Regions from separate parts of the Mus musculus genome. Here regions 2 and 3 are each linked to region 1. A link is a loop called in an ENCODE intact Hi-C map of the cell type or tissue named here. Cell type or tissue: left cerebral cortex. All regions are shown on one strand.

Region 1 (8,000 bases):
CTGTGTTCTCTTACCAATGTAGAGCAATTCCAAGTAGAGCGTCCTGAACGTGGTTTGAAGTTGATGTTTGTTTTGAGAAACATTCTTGCTATCTTCTTTAAAACACAGGTTTACCGCCTAAGATATTTAAATCTAACTGTACTTGGGAACACCAAACAACATTCTTCTGGTTATTAGCACAGAGAGTAACACACACTCATGCGCATTGTACTGTTTTCTGTAGCATCTGTGTTAAAGGACGAGTCTTTCAGCTATCACAAGTTAGACGAGTTCCTGTGAAATGTCACTGAAAATGCAGGAAAGTAAAGACATACAGTGTTCCCATTAAGAAAATAAAGCAATTCCAAAGTAGAGTTTGCTGAGTGAGTTTTGAAGAGGACCTCTATTGTGAGACACTTCCTCATTGTTTCCTTAAAAACATGCGCTTACCACCTCCCATCTTTAAAGCTAAGTCGGAACACTAAGACACAGGCGTGCTCATTGGACTGTCTTTTGTGTAGCATCTATGTTAAAGTACTATCCTTTCAGCTGTAATTAATGTATTGTGTTCTGTGAAATGTTCTGTGAAAATACTGGAAAGTAAAATGTTCTGGGCTCCCATTCCCTAAAGAAAGCAATTCCAAAGCAGGGTGTATTGAATGTGTTTTGAAAACGAAATGTTGTCGTTTTCTTCTTAAAAATACATGTTCACTTGCCTAAGATGTTTAAAGTTAAGGGTATATAGGAACACTAAATGAAAAACCCTTCTGATTATTACCCCAGAGAATAACACTCAGCCATGAACATTGTAAGCTGTGGCATCTAATATAAAGAACTTTTCTTTCAGGTATATCAAATTGTACTGTTTTCTCTGAAAATACAGACAGGAAAGTAAAACTTACTAGTTCCTGTTCCGTACAGAAAGCAACTACAAAGCAGAGTGTACTGATGGTTTGAAGATGACGTCTATTGTGAGAAACAGTCTTGTTGTCTTCTTAAACACACACGTTTACTGTTTACTGCCTACCATGTTTAGAGGGATCACTACGCAATGCTCTTCTGGATATTTGCGTAGAGAGTAACACCCAAGCATTCACAGGGTACCGGCCATGGCTATGGTTAGGTCTAGGGATGGGGTAATGATAGAGAATAAGGGGAGGGTTAGGGTCCCACGTTAGGATTATGGTTAGGGTTAGGGTTAGAGCTAGGGCTAGGCCTACCTAGGGCTTGGGCTAGGGCTAGTGTTAGGGATTGGTTTAGGTTTCGGTTATTGTTAGAGTTCAGATTAGGGTTATGGTTAGGGTTAGGTTTTAGGTTAGGGCTAGGGCTAAGGATAGGGTTAGGGTTAGGCTTTGGGCTAGTTCCAGTGCCAGCACCAGGGCCAGGCCCAGGGCCAGGGTTAGGGTTAGGGTTTGGGGTAGTGCTATGGCTAGGCCTAGGTCTATTGCTAGGGTTAGGGTAACTGTTAGGGTTAGTTTTAGTGTTAGGTGATTTAGGGTTAGGGCTAGGGCTAGGACTAGAACCAGGACTAGGGCAATAGATCAGCCTATGTTTAGGGTTTTGGGTTAGGGCTAGGGCGAGGGTTAGGGTTAGGGTTTGTGCTAGGGCTAGGACTTGGACTAGGGATAGAGATAGGTCTAGGGCTATGGATAAGGCTAGGGTTAGTTTCAGGGGTTACAGTTATAAATAGTGCTAGGGTTAGAGTTATGACTTGGGTTAAGAACAGGGAAAGGTATAGGATAGAGTTAGGGTTAGGGTTAGGTTTTAGGATAGGACTAAGGGTAGGTATAGGTTTGGTTTAGGGTTAGGACTAGGGCTATGGCTAAAATTGGGACTAGGACTAGGACTAGGGTTAGGGTTAGGATTTGGGTTAGGGCTTGGGCTATATACCCTTCTTAAAAACATACATTTAACGCCTATTTTAAGCTCACTATATCTGGGAACACTGAAGAAAACATGCTTCTGGTAATTATCACATAGAGTAACACACAGGCATGCACATTTTTTTGTCATGACATTTGATTGAGTTTATTGAGTTAATACACACAGCTAAACAATGAACTAGCCAACCAGAATGCTTGGTGTAACCAAATTCATTTTCAACTATAATCAGTATAAATATTCAGCATAATTTTACAATGTTCTAGCTCAGTGTGCTTTTTTGCTTATGGAACATCATCCTGTAGCATAATATATATTGTCTTTAGAAATATTGTAAACGGTTTAAGAAACATATTAATGTCTGACATTATATAAATGGTTGGTAGAAAAAGAGAATTAATCTAATATTGTGTTTGCTTAAGAATTCACCAGATTATCTCCAAGTCAAACTGATAAGCCCAAGTTTAAAAAAAATGACATTTAAGAGGAAATGACTATAGTAGGAAAGACAAGAAGGTTTTTCTTTAATTGTTAAAAGTTTCTATCTAAAGGGTGTATCTGGATGGTCATTCCTTCAGGATCTGTTCCAAACTTTGTCTCTGTAACTTCATCCATGGGCATTTTGTTCCCCATTCTAAGAAGGAACGAAGTATCCACGCTTTGGTCTTCCTTCTTGAGTTTCATGTGTTTTGCAAATTGTATCTTGGGTGTTCTACGTTTCTGGGCTAATATCCCCTTATCAGTGAGTGCATACCATGTGTTCTCTTTTGTGACTGGGGTTACCTCACTCAGGATGACACCCTGTTTCCTTATTTCTCTAAACAAGGAAGGTTATTGTTTTCTGTTAGTTTTTAATTTCTTTTCCTGTTACGTCTGCCTTTCTTTCTCTTTGCGTCTCTCTTTGACTCTTTCTGTGTTTGTTTCTCTCTGTCCCCACCCCCCCCCTCTCTCTCTCTCTCTGTGTGTGTGTGTGTGTGTGTGTGTGTGTTTCCATGGCCACACTAGGACCCACCCCAGATTTGTGTATCAGAGATCTTTACTTATTTATTCCTTGTGCTTGGGCTTGTGTAAGCAATAAGCCACCTCACTTCCTGAAAAAGAAAACAAAACAAAATCAACCAACAGACAGACCAAACAAGTTTGTCTGCCTATCAGGGCTACTCAGAGTAAAATTACATCTTGAATAAACAAAAAAGTCTGCCTGATTTTCTTTCTCTCTCTCTCTCTCTCTCTCTCTCTCTCTCTCTCTCTCTCTCTTTCTCTTTCCCCTTCCTTCCTTCCTTCCTTCCTTCTTTCCTTCCTTCTTTCCTTCCTCCCTCCCTCCCTCTCTCCCTCCTTCTCTCTCTCTCTCTCTCTTTCTTTCTTATTTTCTTTTTTCTTCAGTGTTTCTTAGTGAGTGATATTTATGTTGATATAAATTTTTACCTGTTTTGACTGGCTAACTAAGTGTGCTTGGCATACAGAAGAAATTCCAGGATGACTGATTATATTTATCTTTTATTATGCATTTTAATTTAAAAAATAACAAAAAAATGTTTGATTCCTCTGACACTTAAAAGAATTAGACAAAAAGCAAGGAAAAAAGCATGTGGCTGAAGCTGCTGGTGGCTTTTCTGTGCCTCCTCACCATTCTGCACTGGGTTTGATTAAGTTCTGATCTCCTAGAGGCTGGGAAAGAAAGGGAGAAACAGAAGTGACCTGGAACAGTAGGTCACATGATGGCTGGCCACCTCCATCTTGGTGAGGTCAGTCAGGAGACAAGATGGCTGCCATCCACATGTTAGTGCCATCTTAGTGAGGTCAATGTGCAACCAAGTGACAGAACAAAGAAGTAGAAACAGACTTGCAGGTGTAATACCTTCCAGGGGTACAAGAGAGAAATGGGAAGCTGGGCGTGGAAGTGCATACCTTTCATCTAACAGTCCCTACAGGGCAGAGAGAGAGACAGGCTGCACTCCAGGACTCAGAGAAAATTTTCTCTGTCTGGAGTCTGCCCCATCCCCCCACCTCCACCCTACCACTGCCCTTCCCAAATGATTCATTGTACTCTTTCAGACTTATGTCTGAGGAACCCTACCCCCAACCCTGCTTATGTGAAGGAAAACAACACACAGTTATGTTGTAGAAATGTTTACTCCCAAATGGGGCTCCTTACCCCACCTTGATTATTCTGTTTTTGAAAAAAAAAAAAAACGCAGTTTTTTATTAGTTTATTAGTTTTATTGGCTTTAAACAACACTAGAAGAGCCGGGCAGATATCTACCCTCTATATGATTAGAATTTACTTTTTTTTTTTTTAAGCTGACCAAAGACCTTTATTCTAGTCTTCTGTGTTCATTAAACCACCTATGCAGAACATTCCTTTCATCTCTGCCCCAAAAAACATCAGCTACATCCAGGCTTGAATTGGAAGACAGACTGAATTCATGGAAGACTTTGTGGAGAATGTTATCCAAGAGATCTCTGCATCTTCCATCTTGGCTTGGGTAAAACAATAAGAAGGTTGTGTACAAGCTCGGACTCTCTCCAAAGCTGAGGCGTACAGAGGGGAAAGACCTCCATTCTCAGGAGCCATGTGGTGGGTCCTCCTAGGTTCTGGTGCCCTCTTCTGGCATGCAGGCATATAGGCAACAGAGCAGATAGAACACACGTATACATTGGAAAACAAACAAACAAACAAACAAACAGATTAGAAGAAAAAAAAGATTCTAGCTTTTGTCCAGCTGTGTGGGTGGCAGAGGCAGGCAGAGCAGACCTCTGTGAGTTTGAGGTTACCCAAGCCTACAGAGCAAGTTGCAAGGCTGCTGGGGCCACACCAAGAGAAACTCTATCTTGAGGCAAAATAAAACAAAGTAGAAAAGGTTCTGGCTTTTATTCTACAGACATATGTTTCTTCTAGTCCTATTGACTATAGAATTTTGATCATGAAGGCATGTTGGATTTCATGACAAAGTTTGTGTGTGTGTCTCTGTGTGTGTGTGTGTGTGTGTGTGTGTGTGTGTGTGTGTGTGTGTGTGTGTGTCTGTGTCTTATATTTCAGCTGTGAGTGCTGTTACTTGCTGTCTAGTGGGCTTGTGTTTGATTTCTTTAAATTTTTTTTATAATTCTTGACCTGTGTAATGAAGATAATTAAATCATCTTTGTCCTTCCTTTCTTTCTTCCTTCTTTCCTTCCTTCCTTCCTTCCTTCCTTCCTTCCTTCCTTCCTTCCTTCCTTCCTTCCTTCCTTCCTTTGTGTGATGGTGTGTTTTCATTTTAATTTACTGGAGGGTGTTTGTCTCCCTCTATCTGTCTTTCTCTTTCTGTCACTCTGTCTCTCATTTTGTGTATGTCTGTCCTCTGTCTTTCTGTCCTCTCTGTCTCTGTCCCTGTCCCCCTCTCTGTGTGTGTTTGTCTCTCCAGCCCTGAAGTTCAGAAAGGTGGAATGTTAACACAGCAATATCTCTTTTTCCTAAGATTCATATCCCTCTCTCTCTCTCTCTCTCTCTCTCTCTCTCTCTCTCTCTCTCTCTCTCTCTCTCTGTGTGTGTGTGTGTGTGTGTGTGTGTGTGTGTGTGTGTGTGTTATATTTCAGCTGTGAGTGCTGTTACTTGCTGTCTAGTGGGCTTGTGTTTGATTTCTTTAATTTTTTTCTAATTAATTCTTTTTTTAAAAAGATTTATTTAGGGCTGGTGAGATGGCTCAGTGGGTAAGAGCACCCGACGGCTCTTCCGAAGGTCTGAAGTTCAAATCCCAGCAACCACATGGTGGCTCACAACCACCCGTAATGAGATCTGATGTCCTCTTCAGGTGCGTCTGAAGACAGCTACAGTGTACTTACATATAATTAATAAAAAAAACAAAACAAAACAAAACAAAACCTATTAAAAAAGATTTATTTATTATATGTACAACAGTCTAGCTGCATGTATGCCTTCAGGCCAGAGGATTATTATAGATATTATTACTTACCTCAATATAGATAGTTATGAGCCACCATGTGGTTGCTGGGAATGAACTCAGAACCTATGGAAGAACAGCCAGTGCTCTTAACCTTTGAGCCCTCAATCCAGCTCTCCAATTCTAGACTTGTGTGCTGAAAACAATTATTTTTGTCTCTGTCTCTCTCTGTCTCTCTGTCTCTCTCTCTCTCTCCAGCCCTAAAGTTCAGAAAGATGGAATGCTAGCCAGTAAGTATTTCTTTTTCCTAAAATTCATGTCCTTCCAACCCCTTTGTGTGTGTATGTGTGTGTGTGTGTGTGTGTTAGTCTAGGATATACAGATCTAAGAAAGCATACTTCCCAGAGATACTTAGAAATAAACAAGCAACCCTAACCACCACCACTACCACCACCACCAACAACAACAACAAAAAATGTTGTGGAAACTGTTTCATGTCCTGCTTTCCCGATACATGAGGGTGTAGCTGCTTGTAAATTAATACTTGTGTGTGTGTGTGTGTGTGTGTGTGTGTGTGTGTGTGTGTGTGTTTCTATGGCCAAGCTAGGACCCACGCCAGGTTTGTGTTTCAGAGATCTTTACTGATTTATTTCTTGTGCCTGGGCTTGCATAGGCACTAGGCCACCATACCTCCTGAAAAACAAAACAAAATCAACCAACAAACCAGCCAAAACATTTAAAATGATCAATTCATCTGGCATTTAAAAGTAATGGAGAAAAAGCAAGAGAAAAACATGTGGGTGTGGCTGCTGGTGGCTTTTCCATGCCTTCTCACCATTCTGCACTGGGTTTAATTAAGTTCTCTTCTTCTAGAGGCTGGGAAAGAAAGGGAGAAACAGAAGTGACCTAGAACAGTAGGTCACATGATGGCTGGCCACCTCCATTTTGGTGAGGTCAGTCAGCAGACAAGATGGCTGCCATCCACATGTCGCCTTCCATCTTTGTTAGGTCCATGAGCAATGGAGTGTCAGAACAAGGAATTAGAAAGAGAAAGACGTATACACCTTCCAGGGAAACACACACACACAACTTGAACTTGAACTAAACATACAATAAAGTAACAGAAAAAGAAATTAAAATCAGAGACCAAAAGAAAACAAAACAAAACAAAAAAAACTTTCTGGGGTTAAAGAAATAATGAAACCACTTGTGGCCATATATGCCTTTAATGCCATCACTCAGGAAGGAAACAGAGGCAGATGAATGCTGTGAATTGGAGGCAGGTCTGATCTAAATAGTGATTTCCAGGGCTATGTAGAGAGTCCCCTGCCCCAACTAAATAAATGAATAGGAAAAAGTAATTACAATTATTAACTTGGAATTAAACTAACAAACAAACAAGGGAAGGAGGTGCTGGGTGGCTGGTTTATGGGAGATGGGAGACTGTGGTCTAGAGTGTCCCAAGCTCTGGGCTCCATACTCTCTCTGAACTGCATTCTCTTTAGCAATCTTCACAATTTGGCTACATTTAACCACATTTTTATTTTTAATAAAAAAGTTCTATTTTAATCACCTCCAAAGGAAACCCCTTTCCAACTATGCCCAACCCCACCCTGCAAAGATATTGATTTCGTGATCAGTCTTCCCCCACCCCATCTCTTTTTCTGTTTTGTTTTTTTCTGCCCCCATCCTGAGAGCTGACCTAGCATGCTCTCAGACCCAGGAGTGTACTTGCCTGCCTTGCTAAACTCTGTATTTCATAGTAAACTCAGTAACTCTAGAAGGCAGGGGCTGAATTCTTTGTTTAACTCTGTACCCCGTTTTTAATATGGTTATTTGGTTCTCTGGAGTCTAACTTCTTGAGTTCTTTGTATATATTGGATATTAGCCTTCTATAGGATGTAGGATTGGTAAAGATTTTTCCCCAATCTGTTGGTTGTTGTTTTGTCCTATTGACAGTGTCCTTTGACTTACAGAAGCTTTTCAATTTTATGAGGTCCCATTTGTTGACCCTTGATCTTAGAGCATAAGCCATTGGTGTTCTGTTCAGGAAAATTTCCCGTATGCCCATATCTTCGAGGCTCTTCCCCACTTTCTTTTTCTATTTGTTTCAGTGTACCTGGTTTTATGTGGGGGTCCTTGATCCGCTTAGACTTGAGCTTTGTACAAGGAGATAAGAATGTGTCAATCTGCATTCTTCTACATGCTAACTGCCAGTTGAGCCAGCACCATTTCTTGAAAATGCTGTCTTTTTTCCCACTG
Region 2 (8,000 bases), 81 kb before region 1:
ATATGTATCTTGACAAGAGCCACTTGTTAAATAAATTTGAGACTGACACATATGAATTGAACACATATGTCCTATCAGAGGTTATCACAGCTACATTTAGATTTACTGATAATTTCTTATTTAGATATTATTGTCTGCCGTACCAGAAGCAATTGGTCTCTTTGAGTCGGCTGCCCCTCTACCCTTGTACTCAACACTGAATCAACTCCGTTGCTTTTAATTATCCTTAATCATGATATACTTAGGATATTTAATGTGTCCCAGAGGTCCGATGTGTTACTCGTTTGGCCCCCAGAAGGGCTGCTCCTGGAAGAGGGTAGGGTCTTTGTATAGGAGGCTGCCCAAAAGGATACAACTCCCTCCAGAGCCCTAGAGACTGAATATTGGTCTGACAAGAAGGGGCCTGGGAGAAATGGAGGAGTCCCAGTAGCCACCCAGTCTACCGGAGAGTTTATCTATTGAAGTGCCATGCAGTTGAACAGTTGGCACAACTCGTTAGAATTCTGGTGAGAGGAAACCTAAGGTCAACTTTCCTGCAGCTGGTTTGTGGAAAGAGTGTACAACCGAGCCAGGGCTTGCAGGGGAGACGTGAATCCAAGAGGAAAAATAGTGGACACGATTGTGTGCTGCTTGAATTTTCAACAGTAGTGACTATAGGATCTCAGCCTCTGCCTTGTGAATATTACTGGCTAAATCATTGCGACGTCATTTAATTCTGAGGCCTAAAGGGACTCCTGGGAACTGTGAAGACAATCAGTGTGATTTCCCACCCCACTGCGTCTTTCCAGCCTCTCTGGGCAGTTTCACTCAGCAGCCTAAGTGCACCTCTGTCCACGGTACTGTGAGGCATGTCAGATAGATATGCGAAAATCTAAGGCACCCTGTGTAGTGTCACTTTCTGCAGGGATAGTTAGGGAAGGTGAACAGGAGGAAGGAAGATTTTCAAGAAATCTGTCAGTGGTGTTCAGACAGAAGTAATACGGTTTCCTCCTTCTTTATGCATTTACTGCCTGAAATGTTTTCTCTGCTTCTGTCTTCAGAGGGCTTTGTATTATTTCCTGAGTTGAAAAACAGACGTGGCTGAAGCTGCGTCTCAAGGAAGAGGAGTTTGGTAATTCATCGGTTTACAATGAGACTCACAAAACACAGTTCCATTAGGACGAGGCTTGGCAGGCCATGACCATCTCACCGTTGGGAGTCGCCAGGATTCCCCGTGGCAGCAGTTCCTTGCTGTCCACTCACACCCTTGTGACTGGCTGGGAGGCAGCTGTTCTGCCAAGCCTGGCCGGGTGGCGGTCTTGCCCGCGTTGCTTAGCGACGTCTGCGTAAGATTGGTGCGCATTTCCAGATGTTCAGCATCTGCGCTAACAGCGCCCACCTTCCTCGGCGTGAGGCACCCTAGGTGTCCCCAGGTGAAGTACCCTGAGCTGGCCGTCCCCACTCTGCACTTGGGGATCTGCCTCGAGCCATAAACCCTCCAAGGCTGCGCACTCCCCGGGAGGGCGGGTTTGGGTGAGGCCCGGGATTTGGGGCGCGCGGAGCCCGGAGTGGGAGCCCCAGTGACGCACCAGTGACGTCGGCGGCGGCGGGCGGGATTTCCCGGCCCCTCCCGGCGCGGGAGGAGACCTGCTGCGAAGGAGTGGGTGCGGCCAGCGTGGCGCAGCAGGCGAGGGTTGGGGGGTCACCGTCTTGCACCCAGTGGGCCCACTGCGCAGACCCGAGGTCCCGCTTGCGGGTGGCTTTGCTGTGGCTTGTGCTCCGTGCCGCGCCCCCTTTTCTCCCCAGACGCGCAGGGTCTTCTGTGGTCCGGGACCCCGCGGGTGGCGACGCGGGGCGCGCTTTCACTGAGCCCGGGGCGAGCGATGCCGCTTGGCCTGGCCAACCCCGTCGAGCGCCGCGCCGGGGACCCAGCCCGCGTCTGAGCAGCGCCGGCTGCGCGCCGGCTGCGGTAAGTGGCGCCCGAGGCCCCCGGGAGGGCGCGGCGCCTCGTCGGGGAACCTCGGTCCGGGCCCCGACAGCTCCGAGAGACCCTGGGCGAAATCTAAAAGTCTCAGAACTGAAGAGATATTCTAGCTCCTGGGTCTTCCCTGGAGGTGCCTCAGCACGCTTCACAAAGACCTGTGGTTCGTTGTGGTGGCGGCCGCTTGGTGCACGGCCGCGGGGCGCCTCCAGCCTAAGCCTCCCTAATGTCCACAGGTAGCCCGAGTCTCGGGGGACACAGCCGAATCCCCCGGGGTCGAGGAGGGCCGAGGCCCTCATGGGACTCTTCTTCATCAGTGGGGCGTAGAGGTCCCTTATGGCTGGCCATGATCATAAAGGACGCCCCCTCGTCCCACCCCCCACCATGCAGAAGATCACAGGAGATGGATGGCATGGCCACTGATAATTTTGTTTGGAGCAGTGTTTTGGCAGGGGTTCGCAGACGCTCTCTGCTTTCCCGACGCCAGGACAACTGCCTGGGGTAGAGAGGGAAGAGCACGGTGACCTGGGCGAGTTTGTGCCCTCCCTCTCGATGGCGACTGTCCCCGAAGCAGGTGCTGAAACGCGCTGCTGAGCTCACGGGGCATAGCTTTGGGAGAGCGAGCTTTGCTTTAATTTTTAGTCTCCTGGGAAATAATGAGGCAAGATGCCAGTTATGGCTGCAAAAGGCTCCTTCATTTAGACTAGTCTGCTTCTTGTCGTGTATTTTGAGCTAAGATGTGAGCGAGGGTACTTGCAAATGTGAAAGTTTGATCCAGTGATAGATAAATCCCGTCCTCGCTTCCCAGGCCTCCGGGGTCTGTAAAAGGCTGGCAGCAGACAGGCCGGCGTTTCAGCCAGAGCAAGTCTGCGAGACCGTGCTAGGGTTCCGGTGAAAAAGCGTCACTCCTGCCGTCTGCTCCAAAGCGAGGTGTGATGGCCCCCAAGGCTGCAGCTAGGCTCTTGGGCTGCGTGCAGGCTGCCTGGTTCTTCATTACTGGGGCACCACCGCCCTTTTCCTCTTGTTGGCTTGCAAGGAGGAAGGCAGCCACCTCCTCCTCTGGTCCTGTTAACCTGGTATTGGCCACTTGGGGGTGGGATGGGGAAGACCTGGTGCTTTCAGTCCTGAGAAACAAGACACAAGGTGCTTGTAAACTGTACTTGGGGTTTCTGGATTTCTCCGGCCTGCTGAGAGGTGGCGATGAAAATGCAGAACCTGCTGGGGTGCGTTGCTAGCCAAGGGACTCTCGGGCTCAGAGCTATGGAACCTGCAACCGTTAGGCCCCAGTCCTTTCCCCTCCTAATAAAACCCATGGAGGAAGCAATGGAGGGAATTTTGGGGCAGGGAACTGCACAGGGAAGGAAGGGCCATCCTGACTAGTTTATGCCTGTCTGACTAGCTGCCATCCCCCCTTTTCATGGTAGTCTGTGAGAAAGTACCCATAGGGGAGATTTCCCTTGTTCATTCCCTAGAATCTGAAGAATGGCCATCCCCAAAGCTCCCAAATCTCCATCGCTCTTCATAATTGTGGATTTTTAGATGGCACAGGGCCCTTGCCTCTGGCCTGTCTCAGGGTCCCTGGACACCTGGGACGGAGAGTGGCTGTGTTTGCTTCCACCCAGGGCACAGTCACACTCAGCACCTGCCAGGGATGCAGCCCAGCAGTACTGCCAGATCCCACTGCCACCTTCCTGACTTTGTCTCACTTTGTCTGCTCGACAGGGGGTGGGGGGATGGGGGGTGTCTTGGCAGGGTGTATTGGGAGTGCCTTTGGGGGAAATTTGAAGCAATGTCTGATATTTTTTTTCTGTGTAGTCCTGGCTGTCCTCGAATTCAGAAATCCGCCTGCCTCTGCCTCCCAAGTGCTGGGACTGAAGGTGTTTGCCATCACTGCCCGGCCTAATGTCGGATTTAAAAAAAAAAAATCTACATTCTGCTATCCAATCTGATAATTTCCTTTTTTTTTTCTCCTTTGCAACATCTTTATTGCCTTTAGACAAATTCAAGCTCTGAGACTTTAAGTCTTCAGGTCACAGTTATTCATTCATTTTTCTTAGACCAAACACCAAAACATCTTAAATTCTCCAAAAACATCAACACTGGATATCACATAGATTTCCACTGAAAGTCAGAGAAACCACATAAGTGTCAAAGTAGGACCATGCTACTGGAAGGCTTTAAGTGGCTACCTAAAAACTAAGAATAAGCCAAGGCCTTTCAAGAAACCAGAGGGGAAGACACAAATGGAGTGTCCACACAGGGAACAAAACAGAGGCGAGAAAAGCTCCTGAAAGATTCATGTGGAAAGATGGGGACATGCACAAAGAGATTGGTGCACTGAGCTACGGAGCCATTGTGGCAGCAGCTGCTGCAGTTGCTGGCAGATGGGACTGTGTGTTGCTTACTGTAGGTGGGCCTTGCTGCCCTCGAGGGGTGAGGACACATAAGTAGTAGTGGAGACACAGTAAATCATGTGCCCTTGAGGTCTCGGGGTGTCTACAGGCAGATCCACAAAGGCTGGGCCTATCGGAGGTAGGCAGGGCAGAGCCCAGGTGAGCAGGCCCAGGGCTGAATCGCAGGTCTTACTGGGCACATGATGGGAATAGCCTCAGTTGATCCTCATGTGACACTTGCTGGGTTGGGGTTTTGCAAAGCATCATAGTTGGAAAGTGTTGTGGCAGTGCCCTCGGTGGATGGTGGGGACTTCAGTGAAAGTATGCAGAGATGACAAGTGACATGACCGAGCCACATGGAGGGGAAGAGTGAGTAACTGAGGCTGGATGTGGCTCCTCCCAAAGTTTAGGAGATGTCCTTCTTTCTCCTCAGAGTTCCCTCTGAGAGGTTGGGTCAGCTGTCCCTCTTGGGATGTGTACTGAGGTTGTGAAGAGGTCCCTAGAGATAGGAGAAACACTCTCATTGTCCTTTGAGGTCTAAGGGACTGCTTCTCAGCACACGCGCATACAGTGCCCTTGAGCTGTTAGCTGCCCCTCACCACGCTTTTGTGTCCTTCTCCTTCCCATTGGTTCCTCCTGGTGTTGTGTCTGAGACTCAACCTGGAGGCCTTTTCTTCAACCCCTCCAAGTTGTCCAAACAGGAGACTCAGGCTTACAAAACAGGAAAGGAAGGATGATGGATCCACAGAGAAAGCACAACTGGGTTGACAGTGGTCCCACTGTCACCAGAAGCTCTTGGGCAGGTGAGGACCAAATTCACGGAGGGGTTGATTATGCCCCGTGTGGGGCCAGGCTCCGGGAGGCAGAGCACATGTGAGCGTATGTGAGCACTGGCATGGCCAGCCCCTGTTTGTAGCACAGCATGGATCACTCTGCAGGGGGCCACATGCCCCCATTGTGACTATTACACCACTAAAAGAGAAGTGTGCATTTCTGCTAACCCACTACTGGTAAGGGTTTGCGGCAGTCCAGGATTCTCAAACTCCAGGCATCTGGAGCTAACACATCCTTTTCTTATCTGTGTGGACAGTTGGACTTGCCCATTGTTTGTGTCTAGTATAGGGTCTTTCCAGCCAGATTGAGAAACCATTTTCACTGTCTTAGATCACCTGCAGGTCATATGCTGGGTGGAAACTTACAGCGGTCTTTTCTGCAGCCCATATCCCGTGGTGTGCTAAGGGGAAGTGAGTTGATCATGTTCAGTCCTAGTCAGCTATCTTGGGGAAATCCGTTCCTCCCTGTACACAGCTAGCTTGTCTTTTAGCCCCATGATGTACATACCTATGGGTACTTACCCAGTGCTCCACCTGTTATAGTCTGTCTAGAAGAGGCAACCTGCAGCCAAGCAAATACAGCCAAGTCCAGTAGGCATGCTTGGTGGAATTTGAGGGCAAGAGTGTGCTGTAGTAGACTGATAGGCTCTCTGACCCTCCAGGGCAAGGATGGAGGTGCACTGTGTCTGAGAAGAGCAATGGAGAGTTGTGAGTGGAGAATTCGATGCCTTTAGTGACCTCAAGAGAAACAAAGGAATGATAGAGTCCTCTGAACTCTCTCTGGGCAGGGGAAGGTGTAGATTTATGAACAGGACTCCCTCAGTATCACATACTTCTTCTTCATGCCCCTACCACGTCCTCCTCTGTGGCAGTTCAGCATGTCACGCCTTGCCTCTCTTCCTGCCTTTGTCTTCTCTGTCTCTTTTAGGACCTTTCTGTACACACTCAATGTACAGCCCAGTAAGCATGCCCAGCCTCTATCCTGGCATTCCAGATTCCTAGGGTTCAACTTTCTCCTACCATCATGGGTACACATGTAGTTGCTGTGTGGTGTCTTAAGTCTGGCTCCCCCTCCCTCAATCTGTACAGCTCAGTTGGGTTTTCTTACTGTACTTTATCCAAGCCAGGGATGATACAGCAGAAAAGAAGATGTAGGCAGTAGAGGGAAGCACAGGGCTCCTGCCTAATGGATGTACACTTGGTGGGGGGGGCAGTGTATTGTTCTCACATAATTGGGTGAAGATTTCTCAAAGGAAAGAATTCAGCAGATAAAAACAGATAGTTTAAGCAGAAGTGTATCTTATCAAAGAAAAAAATAATAATAATAGCACACTCCAAAGAAAGAGTGAAGCAGGCTAACCCAGGTGGGTGGAACAGCCCACTGGATCCTGTATTGTAGAGTGGTGGTCCTGTAGGGTATTTCTTCCCATAATCTTCTTGAAAAGCCCACAAAGGGAGTCAAGGCTGTGTGGTTGATTTGGCTAATCTGGCTGGCAAGGTGTGTATGTATCCTTCCTCCCTCATGGCTCCACGCTCATCCCTCCTCAAGTTCTGTGCTTAGTTGGTTGGAGAAGACAGCCTTCCCAGGTATAGGTAGATGACCTTCCACCATAGAGGAGAACTATGTTTAGGTCAAAGGCAGCCACAATCCGTGATAGAACCTCCTAATGAGCTCTCAAAGGGTGTCAAAAACCACTCTGCAAATGATATTATAATAAAGCCAAGGTCTCCTGAGAGTACAGACCCTTTGCTCGTATTCATGTGAGAATTGGGAAAGTGCCCTGTTGTCCTAGTTTCTGATACAGAGGGAAGAATCTAGCTTCAGCCTCCAGGATGCTAGAGGGAAGCACATCTCCTCTTCAGGTTAAACTCAACTGAAGAAGTATGTGATACTGAGGGCCACCATAGATGGGTGTTCTAAACATTTGGAGACACAGCTAGCTACTAAGGTTCAGCTGCCCTGTCCTGGGTTCCCTCACAGCTAACTCCCTGTCTGCCTAGTCTTGACATCACCAATAAGAAGCAAGAAACTCAAAAGTCAGGCTGGAAAGATGGCTCAGCAGTTAAGAGCACTGGCTGCTCTTCCGGAGGACTCAGGTTCAATTCCCAACACACAACATGGTGGCTCTCAACAGTTCCAGGAGACCCAACAGTCACACCAGCGGGTAAAACTCCAGATGCACATAAAATAAAAATAAAAATAAATCATTTTTAAAAACTCAAGTCATTTCAACAATAAATGAGCTTCTTGAGACATCATAGGTGCAAGAAAAATGGGACAAGGAATGGGTTGCCAGAAAGGGCAGAGCAGGCTGGAGGAGGAGCCATGCTACACATAGGACATAGCTTCTCTTACTCTGAAACAAACCCTCTGTACTGGGGATCTGCAGAAGCTCCGCTGTGCTGGTTTTCTGTCTCTATGACAGAAACCTGGCATGAACAAGAGGATTTACTTGGCTCTAGGTTCCAGAGGGTTCAGTCCAAGGTGGCTCCATTGCCACAGGCCTGTGGTGAGGCACAACAGCAAGAAGGTGGGGGGCAAGCCACTTACCCCAGAGAGGAAAACCAGGAAGGGACTGAGAGTAATGTGTGCCCTTCAAAGGCGTGTCCTCTGTGATCCACTGCCTGCAACGAGACCCTACCTCCCACAATAGTGTGTCACGAAGACCTCCGCACATTAGCCTGTGGGAACTTTATATTCAGATGTGAATCCTAGTCCAGACTAGGATGTAGGGTCCAGTGATTCTAGACAGCCAGATACCAGGTACCAAGAGAAACCCAGGGTCATGGCAGGAAGCATGGTGAACATCTTGG
Region 3 (8,000 bases), 92 kb before region 1:
GGGATTGCTTCCAGCTTCTCTCCATTTACTTTGATGTTGGCTACTGGTTTGCTGTAGATTGCTTTTATCATGTTTAGGTATGGGCCTTGAATTCCTGATCTTTCCAAAACTTTTATCATGAATGGGTGTTGGATCTTGTCAAATGCTTTTTCTGCATCTAACGAGATGATCATGTGGTTTTTGTCTTTGAGTTTGTTTATATAATGGATTACATTGATGGATTTTCGTATATTAAACCATCCCTGCATCCCTGGAATAAAACCTACTTGGTCAGGATGGATGATTGCTTTAATGTGTTCTTGGATTCGGTTAGCGAGAATTTTATTGAGGATTTTTGCATCGATATTCATAAGAGAAATTGGTCTGAAGTTCTCTATCTTTGTTGGATCTTTCTGTGGTTTAGGTATCAGAGTAATAGTGGCTTCATAAAATGAGTTGGATAGAGTACCTTCTACTTCTATTTTGTGAAATAGTTTGTCATTCTTTAGGTTTGGGAAGTTTTCTTCTATTATTTTGTTGAAGATATTAGCTGGCCCTTTAAGTTGAAAATCTTCATTCTCATCAATTCCTATTATCCGTAGGTTTGGTCTTCTCATTGTGTCCTGGATTACCTGGATGTTTTGAGTTAGGATCCTTTTGCATTTTGTATTTTCTTTGACTGTTGTGTCGATGTTCTCTATGGAATCTTCTGCACCTGAGATTCTCTCTTCCATTTCTTGTATTCTGTTGCTGATGCTTGCATCTATGGTTCCAGATCTCTTTCCTAGGGTTTCTATCTCCAGCGTTGCCTCGCTTTGGGTTTTCTTTATTGTGTCTACTTCCCCTTTTAGTTCTAGTATGGTTTTGTTCATTTCCATCACCTGTTTGGATGTGTTTTCCTGTTTTTCTTTAATGATTTCTACCTGTTTGGCTGTGTTTTCCTGCTTTTCTTTAAGGGCCTGTAACTCTTTAGCAGTGCTCTCCTGTAATTCTTTAAGTGACTTATGAAAGTCCTTCTTGATGTCCTCTATCATCATCATGAAAAATGTTTTTAAATCTGGGTCTAGATTTTCGGTTGTGTTGGGGTGCCCAGGACTAGGTGGGGTGGGAGTGCTGCGTTCTGATGATGGTGAGTGGTCTTGATTTCTGTTAGTAGGATTCTTACGTTTGCCTTTCGCCATCTGGTAATCTCTGAAGCTAGCTGTTTTAGTTGTCACTGTTAAGAGCTTGTTCTTCAGGTGACTCTGTTAGCCTCTATGAGCAGACCTGGAGGGTAGCACTCTCCTTAGTTTCAGTGGGCAGAGTATTCTCTGCAGGCAAGCTCTCTTCTTGCAAGGCAGGTACCCAAATATCTGGTATTCAAACCAGACTCCTGGCAGAAGTTGTGTTCCACTCACTAGAGGTCTTAGGATCACGTGTGGAATCCTGTGTGGGCCCTTGCGGGTGTCAGGCGACTCAGCTGGCAAGGTAGCCCGGGGCTCGAGTGGAGTGGAAGGGGTTTGTGCCCCAGATCAATCCCGGGTAGCCTGCTTCCCTATGTACCGCAGTCTCAAGTTCCGCGCGATTGGATTGGGGCAGGCGCTGTGTTCCACTCACCAGAGGTCTTAGGGTCCCGTGGGGAGTCCCGTGTGGGCCCTTGCGGGTGTTGGGCAAGACTCTGCTGGCAAGGTAGCCCGGGGGTCGAGTCTCGAGTCGAGCGGAAGGGACTTGTGCCCCAGATCAGGCCCGGGTAGCCTGCTTCCCTATGTACCGCAGTCTCAAGTTCCGCGCGATTGGATTGGGGCAGACGCTGTGTTCCACTCACCAGAGGTCTTAGGGTCCCGTGGGGAGTCCCGTGTGGGCCCTTGCGGGTGTTGGGCAAGACTCTGCTGGCAAGGTAGCCCGGGGGTCGAGTCTCGAGTCGAGCGGAAGGGACTTGTGCCCCAGATCAGGCCCGGGTAGCCTGCTTCCCTATGTACCGCAGTCTCAAGTTCCCAGCTCAACTTTTCTATGTTCAATGAATTGTGTAGGTGTTTTCTTCAGCAATAAAGCCTTACTATCAAGAGTGCCTCTTTTGTTGTTCACTGCTGTGGTACGCCAGGCTGACTGGCCTACAAACTTCAAGGGGTTCTATCTCTACCTTCTATCTTACCATGGGAACACAGTAGTGTTAAAAGCAATTGTATCTAGCTTTACATAGTCTTAGTTTCATTACCTGTTACTAACATGAAACACCAGAGTAAAGCAACCTAAAGCAGAAAGGCTTATTTGGCTCAATTCCAGTTAAGTCTGTTGTTGGAGAGAAGTCAAGGCAGCAGAAACGTGAACAGTAGCGGTGAGCAGCAGAGCTAACACACACAAAGCTGGTGTTCAACTGGCCTTCTCCGATCCCATCTCAGGGACTGGGGTCTGCGCACAATTAAGTGTCTTCCCATAGTAATAGAACTTACTAATCAATTCTCACAGACGTTCTCAGAGGTTAAACTTAATCTAGAGGGTTCCTCTCAGGTGTACCAGGCTGGGTGTCAAGTTGACAGTGTGAACTGTAGCACAGATCTGGGGATCTGGACTCATCTTCTCATGCTTGTATTTCAAGCACTTTACCCACTGAGCCATCTCCCAAGCCCCTCACTCTCTAGGCTTTGAAAAGAAAAACTTTGTTTAATTCAGCTTTAGTAAATAAAAATCCTATGCTAGATATTCCGAGGAATGGGGATTTTTAAAAATTGTTTTTTAAATACATACCATTTTTATTTCATCTATTTCTGCCTCTCTTAAAAGTCGCATAAGTCACCTTTTTTTTTTTTTATAAAGTAGGGTCTCTATATGCAGCCCAAACTGACCAGACACGCATGATCCTCCTGCCTCCTGAGTGCTTGAATTGCAGCTGTATGCCACCATACTCGGCTTAAGCCAATTCTGTCCTGAGGATGGGGGACTGCTCGCACGTCTTGTGTGTGTGGAGGCCAGGGGTTGGCTTGGAATATTTTTATTACTCTCGTCTTATTTTCTGAGAGAGGACCTGTAAGTTTTCCCCACTGGAGCTCACCATTTCACCCAGACCCATTCGCCAGCAGTCCCCAAGACTCTGCCTGGGTTTGCCCCAGCACTGGGTGCCATGCATGAACCACCACACATGGCTTTTATGTAGTTGCTGGGATCTGGACTCCGGGCCTTACTCTTGCACAACAAGCGTTTGACTCACTGAGCCATCTCCCCGGCTCCCTCAAGTAGCTTCCTCCTGAGGCTTCCACAGAATGTTTTTCTGTCTTTTAAAGAATCATATTCTCAGTATTTTCAAACACAATTAAGATTGCCAGTTCATACACAGAAATGTAATCATACGGAGATTCCTGATTCATGTCCCTCCCTCCTAATTCACTTCATCAGTGATCACTGTGCACAGAGGACCAAATCCGTAAGCCTGCACCACTCCCTATGTGGTCATTCGGAGTCATTGTAACCAGGGGTTCCTCTGAGCTGTGTCAATGAGCAAGCAAGGGCGGTCCTTACAGATGCCCCAGGGACTTATGGTGATCTGTGGTATGATTTGATGTTTCAGCTGGCGGGGGCAGTGACCTGAGACTCTGGACCGTGAATGGGGACCTCGTTGGACATGTCCACTGCAGAGAGATCATTTGTTCTGTAGCTTTCTCCAACCAGCCTGAGGGAGTCTCCATCAACGTCATTGCTGGGGGATTAGAAAATGGCATTGTAAGGTAAGGGAGGACTTGACTCTTCCTCCCGGTCCTGGCTCACTGCAGTTTGAGAAATGAATTTTAATGTCTACACATATTAAAATATAGTATTTAGAGATTTAGAGTCACTTTGGATGTAGGTCTTTTTTCCTGTTGTATTTTTACAGTAAAGCTAGTGCAGCTTGGAAGTATTTACTATAAAATAGTAACCATATGAAAGTAGGCAGACTTCCCTTTCCCACCTACAATGCCTGCAGACTTCCCAAAGGCAATGCTGCTCTTTGCAGTAGGTTATCCTGGCAACTCAGCAAACTGTGTGTGTGTGTGTGTGTGTGTGTGTGTGTGTGTGTGTGTGTGTGTGTGTGGTTTTAATTTGCATAATTGAATAATGGCTTCTCTTCCTTCCAGGCTATGGAGCACATGGGACTTGAAGCCTGTGAGAGAGATTACATTTCCCAAATCAAATAAGCCCATCATAAGGTAAGATCTACCTCTACCTTTTATTCTTCATTAAAAAAATGTGTAGTTCTATTTTTTTCTGACATTAAAGCTTATAGACCCAAAGAATGCAGGTGTGAAGGCTTCATGAAAAGCTACCCTCTAACCATGCAACAAATGACCTGTTACCAGCAACAAGCCAGCACAGTCTTGTGTGGAACTAAGTGTCTGGTATCTAATGTCTAGTGGAAAGACAGCTGGCTCAGTGCCAGGAAGCCTCAGGGACCATAGAAACTGTTGTTTCCACTTCCACCTCTGCAGTGACAGTCATGTGACTGGCTGCCACAGGGATGTGCTTGACAGAACAAACAGCAGTCACCCTTAACTCAGCTTACAGACTTGCCTTTAAAACCCAACTAGTAGTTATAATATTCAAACTAAATTAAAATAAATTTATTTTGATTGTACTGAAATTAAAATTTAATGAATCTAAGTTATCTATTAATTACATTATACATTGCTTTACCTTTTTCCTCCAAAGAAGCAAAATATATCTTTAAAATAAACGCCACTTAAGGCCTGGGTGTGGTGGCACACGCCTTTAATCCAGCAGCTGGGATGCAGAGGCAGGTGGATCTGTGTTCTAGGCCAGCCTGGTCTACAGAGCAAGTTTCTGGAAATACATAGAATGACTCTGTCCAAATGAATAAAAACACAGATGTCATTTGATTTTTAAAGGCAAAATGTAATACTGTGATCTCTTTGTGATGTTTCTCCCACCCAGGGACCTGAGCTCTGGGGCCCCAGTTTTATTCTAGTTAAACTGAGCCTGAGCCTTGTTTGGGGGTGGGGGGTGACTGTGTTAGCATCAGGCAGCACAGACAGTCTGCTGGCCGTCTTTTCGTTTATGATTCTCTGGAGTGGAAATACCTTAGTTGCAGCATCACAGTCTATGCGTTAAGAACTGATATGTACCAATGGGTTTGCTTTTTCACAGCCTGACATTCTCCTGTGATGGCCACCATTTGTACACTGCCAACAGTGAGGGGACAGTGATCGCATGGTGCCGGAAGGACCAGCAGCGTGTGAAGCTGCCCATGTTCTACTCTTTCCTCAGCAGCTACGCAGCTGGATGAAGAGAAGGAGTGTCCCCACAGGACATAAGCACCGCTCTGCGAGCCTGGCTCCACCAACTGCAGAAGCAGATGACTGAGCAGATATCCAGGAAAGACAACACACGTGCCTCTGTGCGCGCTTCCCCAGCCTCCGTGGGCCTGAGAGTAAAGCCCTGCCCTCATTCCATAATGGCGTGGAAGGCTGGGTCTGCACACACTAGCCAATTAAAGTCAGAATCTTGATGCTTTTTCCCAAAAGGTTAGGCTGAATCAAAGATCAGGGTCTCTGTTCTCCTCCGTTTTCAAAAAGAAAGAGCAGAACTTAAATTGGCTAATTATTTATCTAAAATACTAAACATTATATTTTAAAAGCATGTCCCCTATACTCAGCACACCCAATAAAAGGAAACAGAAAATAGGACTTTTCAGGATTCAGAAAGCAAGTTCTTAGTAGGAGCCTCTGCACCCAATATATCCGGAACCTCTGAACAGAACGTGAGCTCTGCTGCTGCGTCACTCTCGGCCGGCTTTGCTGTTGTCCTCTCTGCCCAAAGGAGAGCCAGGGGCACGAGCTTCAGGGACTGTTGCTTCCTTCACATCCTAGCTCCTCATAGGCTTCTACTTAAAGTCCATAACACTAGGTATCAGCGCCCTTGGCTCAGTGACTTTCAAATATAATGGTAAGTCTTTTAGCACCTGCCGTAACAGTCCGTCTGACAGGGCTCTGAACTGTCTGCACTGGGAAGCTCCACACAGCACCTACAGTGTAAGCAGTGTGATGGAGGCACAGCAGCTAGGAAAGTGTGAAGGAAGGAAAGCGAGTGTGCAGACAGAGGCAGAGTAAGTTACGTGTTCCTACTAAGCTACGCTCTGAGACTCCTGGGGCAGGCACTGTGGCATGTGACAGCAGCCCCGCTCTGGAACTCTGGGACTACTGGGCTCTTACTCAAGGTGCTGCTTTGATGGCTTTGAAAACTATTGTGTAGGCTCAGAACTATATCACCGTGGGGGAGAAGCATGTGTTGCTGCCTATAATTGACTTGTGCATTTGTTATGGAAATCTAATTCATATTATGTTTACAGAACTACTTTTGTAACTTCCAGACTTTGTAAAACATTCTGCTTATATCCACGAGATGCAATTCCAGAGTCTCTGCTGTGGAGACAGGCACAGGGAGAGCATTAGGTCCCATTGACACGGGCCACCTGTCACTCCTAAAGTCCACTTCAGAACAGAGACAACATTACTCCTACTCACGTTGAAGTGACTGATTTGTTTTTAAAAATTCAGCTATTGTCTAGCTTTCATTTTTTTTTTTACTGAGAACCTCAAGTTAGTCTCCTATTAGAATAGGAATGCTATGCAGTCTTGGCTTTTTTAAGGGCCAAGTTTCATCATTTATCTAAAGAGGAAAATATGCAAAATATCTGGTCTTGTTAAGCGTGCAATATTCTATTTTTATGTAAAAATTTAAAAATTCCATGGGGGGGATTATTTATTGAGCATGAGACCTAATATGTATATGTTGGAAACGCTCTGTAACATGCATGTTATAGCACACATTCCTGGAAGTCATCACATGCTGTTACCTTTTACACACTGCCACTTCAGTTTGGAAATAAACTTGCTAAAAATAGACTTAAACCTGTATAAATGACTTGTGAATGATGACGAGATCTCAGTCCATGGCTGTTGCAGAACAAGGTGTATCTGGAAGTCCTGTTACTAATCACTGGTTGTGCTAGGACCAATGTTCTTCTCAAGGAATGGAACAACAACAAGCCATAGTTCACTGCTGGTACAAGTCAGGACTCAAGATGAGACTGTATGGCTGCAGCCATGCAGATAAGCACAGATACCATGTGGCTAGAGAGAAGGAAACAATAGCCAATGGATTAGATTAAGAGCACCATGAATAGTAATAGCTCATGAGACAGGGCCTATGACAGTCTGCACCTACAGTTGGGCTTTATCACAGCTTAGTCAGGACAGCAGATGTGGGAAGAAACACAGAATTCAGCAGAGATCAGAGTCAGTAGTGCTCTGTGTAAGAATCCACAGTCCATTGAGTCTTCCCAGAAGCCAAGAAGCAGATGCCCTTACTAAAGTACAGGCCATCTGCCCTCGGGCACCCCAAGACTGCTGGATTCATTAGTGTGGCCACAGGAATTCAGTGTAGGCTGGAGAATAGCTGAATCACTAATAGGCCAAAGCCTGTCAGCAAGGGCTCCAAATCAGGTGTCACCTGTGTGGAAGCTGCCACAGGGTCTCCCTCCCCCTCCCACCTTCTTTTCCTCCCTCCCTCCCCTCCACATATACACACCCTGCAAGGACAGTCCAAGAAACCTTAGAGTTACTGAACACAAATCTCAGTGGTAGGAATAGAATACTTCCCCGTTAGATTTTGGCCAATGAGACCCATAACCCTCTAAACATTAGAGCCACTATTGTTGCCTGCCCAACAAAACTGAGTGGTAAGGTGCCACTGCCAGAGACATGACATCCTTTGCAGAATGTAGAAAATCCAAGCTGGAACTAGGCTTGAAGCATTCTCTCTGCTGACTAGTTCTCATGGTGCCAGAAGGTGCTATGCAGTTGCTGGGGGAAAATTGTCACCAATGCTCCTGGTTGATGGTGGATCCTACATGCTACACCATCAACATGCCAGCCAGCTTGTGCCCACTGGTGCCTTAAGAACATGACTGACAGACTCAACCAACTACCTTCTCATTGGATTTGAGGCCAGCTTCCCAGGAGGGAACTCTGGGCAGATACCTGTGATGGAGAAAC

The links. Hi-C counts contacts between places; a loop is a spot of excess contacts. Peaks named below come from ENCODE experiments on the same cell type or tissue, not always from the same donor. Only the 100,000 strongest peaks of a DNase experiment are listed, where the experiment ranks them.
Region 2: a loop joins it to region 1, with 2.3 times the contacts of the local background. A loop is called at or near these places in 3 of 42 quality-filtered maps.
Region 3: it touches region 1 in a loop (2.6-fold over the local background); 3 of 42 quality-filtered maps call a loop at or near these places.

The regions. Positions count from the first base shown.
Region 1 is chr13:13,863,670-13,871,669 of GRCm38, forward strand. No RefSeq gene overlaps it. Among named protein-coding and RNA genes, the nearest start is that of Gng4, 83 kb to the left of the region's middle. In left cerebral cortex, a CTCF peak has its summit at 4,468 (motif pointing left); a DNase peak (open chromatin) is centred at 4,449.
Region 2 is chr13:13,782,696-13,790,695 of GRCm38, forward strand. It overlaps Gng4 (guanine nucleotide binding protein (G protein), gamma 4), which reads left to right and starts at 1,612. Exons shown (of 4, transcript NM_010317.3): 1 at 1,612-1,948. In left cerebral cortex, a CTCF peak has its summit at 3,067 (motif pointing right); DNase peaks (open chromatin) are centred at 1,343, 1,524 and 2,725; H3K4me3 peaks cover 2,031 bases; H3K27ac peaks cover 963 bases.
Region 3 is chr13:13,771,950-13,779,949 of GRCm38, forward strand. It overlaps Lyst (lysosomal trafficking regulator), which reads left to right. Exons shown (of 53, transcript NM_010748.2): 51 at 3,521-3,677; 52 at 4,065-4,136; 53 at 5,092-5,491. The coding sequence ends at 5,230. Among named protein-coding and RNA genes, the nearest start is that of Gng4, 8.4 kb to the right of the region's middle. In left cerebral cortex, no CTCF peak of the experiment used is centred here; a DNase peak (open chromatin) is centred at 4,382.